2 separate regions of the Homo sapiens genome follow, and region 2 is linked to region 1. Evidence: chromatin loops called from intact Hi-C (ENCODE). Cell type or tissue: Calu3. All regions are shown on one strand. Region 1 overlaps FECH (ferrochelatase). Region 2 overlaps ONECUT2 (one cut homeobox 2).

Evidence for each region. A loop is a pair of places that touch in the nucleus more often than their neighbours do. Peaks named below come from ENCODE experiments on the same cell type or tissue, not always from the same donor. Only the 100,000 strongest peaks of a DNase experiment are listed, where the experiment ranks them.
Region 2: it touches region 1 in a loop (4-fold over the local background); 7 of 110 quality-filtered maps call a loop at or near these places.

What each region holds. Positions count from the first base shown.
Region 1 is chr18:57,560,512-57,563,011 of GRCh38, forward strand. FECH (ferrochelatase) reads right to left here. Exons shown (of 11, transcript NM_000140.5): 6 at 2,363-2,469. Among named protein-coding and RNA genes, the nearest start is that of FECH, 25 kb to the right of the region's middle. RefSeq lists a silencer at 2,339-2,500. In Calu3, a CTCF peak has its summit at 1,497 (motif pointing left); a DNase peak (open chromatin) is centred at 1,490.
Region 2 is chr18:57,445,166-57,447,665 of GRCh38, forward strand. The region is part of intron 1 of ONECUT2 (one cut homeobox 2); the gene reads left to right. Among named protein-coding and RNA genes, the nearest start is that of ONECUT2, 11 kb to the left of the region's middle. RefSeq lists enhancers at 892-1,186, 985-1,129 and a cis regulatory region at 1,052-1,063. In Calu3, CTCF peaks have their summits at 1,385 (motif pointing left), 1,592 and 2,379 (motif pointing right); DNase peaks (open chromatin) are centred at 946, 1,356, 2,116 and 2,366.

The DNA.
Region 1 (2,500 bases):
GTGATGGCACCTGCCTGTGGTCCCAGCTACTCAGCAGGCTGAGGCGGGAGGATCACCTGGGCCCAGAAGGTTAAGGTTGCAGTGAGCTATGATCGTTCCACTCAACTCCAGCCTGGGCAACAGAGTGAAACCCTGCCTCAAAATAATAATAATACAGTAATATAGGTAAAAGAGTAGATGAGAGTTCCTTATACTATTCTTAATCTTGTAACTTTTCTGCATATCTAAAATTATTTCTAAATGGTCCTTTGTAACTTTTTAAAAATTATAAAGGACAATTTATCAGAAACATGTAAATCTGCACTTGTTGGTATTTTGATACATCAGTGGTCAGTGAAAACTATGGGATAAGCAAACTATTCCCTAATAAATATTGAGATATTATTAATCTTTCCAGAACTCTCAAAATTTGGTAAATAAATATCCTAAGGCATAAAATGGTACCTAAAGTTAAGTTCCCTTTTCAGAATTTATAATGTAAATTCTCAGCAAATGTGACAGGATTAGATACAAACGAAACCAATATTTTCTGGTCTTTGCAGTGTTTGGAAACTAAAGATGCTCAGAAAGGATTATTTTTGGACCTCAGCCTAGATAAGGAGGCCCACTGCAAGGTTTATACAGGAGCCTAGAAGATAAATTTGCTCCAATTAACCCAACAGCTAAATAAATACCAATATTAGAGAAAACAGTAATAAAATGGCTATTTGGAGCAATTACTACCTATGCCAAGCAGAAATGTGGATTCAAAACAGAATTTGTAGTTTTAAACTATATTTTTCATTTTAGTTTAGGGTTTTGTTTTCTGGTTTCCAAAAATGTCATATCGTATCCAAAGCCTAGTGTTTTTCTTTTCTCGGCTTGCAAAGCTGCAAGTAAAAACACAAATCATATGGCTTGCAACAGCCTCTAAGCCATCTTCAAAACTGAGGCGCCATGGGCAAGGAGAAGTGCTATTTAAATCACCTAAAACCCATCTGCGGTATTTTCTACTCCCAACCTCTCTGCAGAATGAAAGAGGCACCGAGCCTCTCAGAGCCTTCAATCACACCATCTAGGAGGGCAGATAAATGCCTCTAAAATTCCCTTTCATTTTATGAACAGAGACTTCCTCAGTTAAGAGACCTTTCCATCGTTTTGCTTCCCTCCTTTTCAAAGGGCTGAATTTTAATGCAAATCTAATTACTCACTTGATCAGGGCAGGCAGATGCTGTGCAGATCCCTCCATTCCCTGCTACCACATGTCAATGCTGACCTGAAACCCCCCTCCTTTCCAATCGCAGGCCTCCCAAAGCAAAACCCAGGCTGCTGGTGCTTCAGGCAGTACTGGCTGGACCCAGCAACACAGCCATCAATGGTGCACACAGAGACCACAACTACACCCACCCCTAAGGGTAAGCTCCTTCTTTTCAGTTTTTACTTAAAATTGGATTTCAACCCAAGTGTTAACCCTTTACATGCCTAAGGAACACTGCTCTGGGGAGAGCTGGCCTGATTTCAATGATGTCTAGCACCATCTAGTGGTCACAGATTTAAATGACACCAGGCTTCTAAAGAAGTTGTTAGTAGGGTTTTTTGCCGGGAGTCAGAAAACGTTCAAGGAGTGAAAAATAAAATGGATCAAATCTAAATGACTTAATATTTCCCCTACCTAAAATAACTCAAAAGCAGAAACTTCTACTAGCAGAACAAAATTATATTTGCATAATTTAGGGCAATATTTTACCAATTGCCCTCCCATATTTGACAGGCAGAAAAGAATATGGTAACATCAGTTCAAAGCTATTAACTTTAGAACTGTAATTTTAACTTATTCTCCTAAAATCAAGCATCTGTTAATAAAAATATTATAAATATAAATTGCATAGAAGAAATATGAAATTTCTTTTAATATGTGAAACTTTCTCAATCGAAATGTTCAATTTATTTTCATGTCTCAGAACATGTAGATATATTACTTTTACATTATTAAAATCGTTTGACATTTTAAAGGATTTAGAAAGTAGAAAATTTAATTCGTTGGTCAGTCACTCAACCTACAAATGTAAGTTAGCTGAAACACCATGCACAATCTTTAATGCTCTTCTGGTCATAGGAAACACAAAACTCAAAATATCGTTTTGTTATGGTTTGGGACTAATAGCATTAATCTGAAGAAAGAAGAGTCTAGTCATTTTAATCTTTAAATGTATTTTCTCTTTTCATAATAAATCAAGAATATAATACTTTTATTTAATCCCAAACACACAATTTAAGCAAGGGAACAGTAAGGCTCAGAAGGACATCCACAAACCCAGAAGGGATGAGAAGCTGATTCACACTAGATGCTGGGGTGACAGGCAGCTGGCAAGCACTGGCTTACCTGGATGAGGAGGTGATGTGTGGGCCACCTGTCAATAGTGCTCCACTTCATCGTGGGCTTCCGTCCCACTTGATTATAGTATCTGTAAATGGCATTTAAGCTGCTGCCTGAAATATACAGAGACCACTTAGTAGATGC
Region 2 (2,500 bases), 120 kb before region 1:
CCACAATTATTTTGGTTCATTTGTAGCAAATCAGAAAAAGGATTCTCCCCAGAAATGCAATATTTTGGACTCTGTATATGAGCATAAACACTGAAGTCACTTGAAAAGAGAGAGGATTTGGAGTTTTTGTGTTCTGCTGGATGTGGGAAGCAACGGGTAGAACTTTTGTTGTGGAGCAGAGTAGACGCAATAGGAATTGCCAGATATTGCTCAGTATCCCTCTTGCTTGTAGATATGAAAATGTAAGTCTCATTTGCCTCCAGAACCATCGGCACAATCCATTTCATTTCTTCCCTGATCCTTTTTTCCTGTCTAAATAACATCCATTTGTGATTTTTTTCAACACGGTACATGACCTGTTTCTAATTGGCTATCTCTTGGGTTGTTTTTGTACATTCATGTTTGTTTTATGTGATTGAAAAATATTAATGATTTCGTAGGTGAGCTAATGTATTTATCTGCTGAGCGAGTTCAAAGGGCAGAGTTCAGCTATGGTTCAGGTTAATTGAACAGGAAGCAGTGAGCTCTCCAGGCTGTGTTGAACAAGGGATCAGTCCCTTAAAATATCACACTCAGCAAACACAATTTCACTGTCTTCATCCTAGAGTCTGATGTAAAAGGCTCAGATCAACTTGGATCACTTGTTTAAAAAACCAAAGCAAAGCACAGTAACTGCAGCAATACCCTGGAGTCCCCCTCGGGGAAGAAGAGTTTTCTCATTGGCTAATTGCTTTATTGGTAGCACTGACCTGCAGAGCAGCTGCAGGAGCCTGGATGAAGGCTTAGGCCTCAGAATAATGTGCTCCATTAGAACAGGGCAAGGCATTTTTTGTTTACTCAATTGGAGCTCCCTGCAAAGTGCCATTAACCCCGGCCCAACTGCTTGTGTGCTGCAAAAGCCAAAGGTCACGCCAGTCAGTCTGTAGGCATAGCAGCTCTGCCCTGGTAGGAAGGTTGGGGTCGCATCCTGCTGGCACTGCCCTCCCAGGGGCTCGGGCCAGCCCTCTGGGCCCTTTCCAGAGTTTTGACTAAAGCAAGCAATTGCACAACTTGTTTACATTTCCCAACTGCTGAATCATGTTTTGATGATTAAACAGTTTTGATCTGAGCACCATCAATCACACACATACAGAAAATCCCCCCACTGCCCCTCTATTTTCTATTTATGTTCTCTTCATTACTGTGCATTACAGTAAACAGAATTGTGCAAACGGTGCTTTTAGCAGGAATATAGTTCTGATAAGTGCTTGGATCAAGGGGAAGACAGACCTCCAAACATGGCTGGGGGGCTGTTTGGTGGAAGAAAGGTTTCAAGTGGAGTCGGGGAGCACAGTCAGGGCTTCCACCGCCAGCAGGTGAACTAGAGTGCCACCTGCCGGGAGTCTTCTAACTGCACTAAGCCCTGCACCTTCCACAAGGTCCAAGCCCCTTCCTTCACTTTGTTCCTAATATCCTTGTCCCCATTCCCCACCCTGCAGATCACTACCCATGCAAGCATTATCTTCCTAGAAGTAGCTTAAAGGGCTTTTTCCTGGTCCTTTGAAACTGTAACCTCTGCCTCTTCTAATTCATTGCCAAGGAGAAATCAACAGTTCTGCTGTCATAGGTGAGGTGATTTGCCCATCCTGCACATTGAGGTAATAGTCTCCTGCTTAGTTGGACTGTGCTTGGGGGAAGAGAAGCAAAGAAAGCAAAAAATAGCCGTGGGAGGGAAAACGAATGATTATGTGTGGAAGAAAAATGGCTCCGTTGATTGTGCCAGTGAGGGCTGTGCCAACTGTAAGGTGTTCTGCAAAGATAAAATATTGTACAAAGGAGAGAGGATGGGAGAGAATTAGCATCTACAGGGAGGACATCGAGAAAGAGATATGCCAAATCAGCAAACTCGAGTTTAGGCTTTGTGAAATCCCCTGGAAAGAGAAAAAGTGAACCAGCCGTTTTGCAATTGCAAAGAAGTGAGCCAGTGAGCTAGACTTCGAGCCAGACTGTGGAGCTGGCTGTAGCTCTGTGGGTGGCAGCTATTTCCACACTTGCTTCACATGGACCCCTGCCTGGAGCCCCTGGTAGCAGAGCGCCTGTGGGTGGGTTGCTGCCTCCACGCCCCGGCGCAGGCTTCAGCACCACGAACAGCGCCATGGAGGAACGCTGTTTGAGCGAATTGGAGATGGACCCTCTACTGCGGTTAAATCCAGGCAAGAGCCTGACCAGTATCTCCAGCTCTGTAGGTCTCAGCGCCCCAGTGCAGGGCCTCATATTTTCCTCTGGAGCCCTGTGGCTTTTCAGCTCTCTGTGTGAGATCAGCGATAATAAAGGGAAGAGGAGGCGGCATCTGGGTGAGAAGACAAAAGATGCTGAAAGACTTTCCCTCTGAAGAGGAAGAGCATTACCACCGCTGGGGGGCGGGGGATTGAACTATTTTTCTCCATGTTGCTGCCTTCTGCAGGCATGATTGCCACCCTCAACGGGATGTTTTAGATTTAGGATTTCCTTTCAAGTGTTA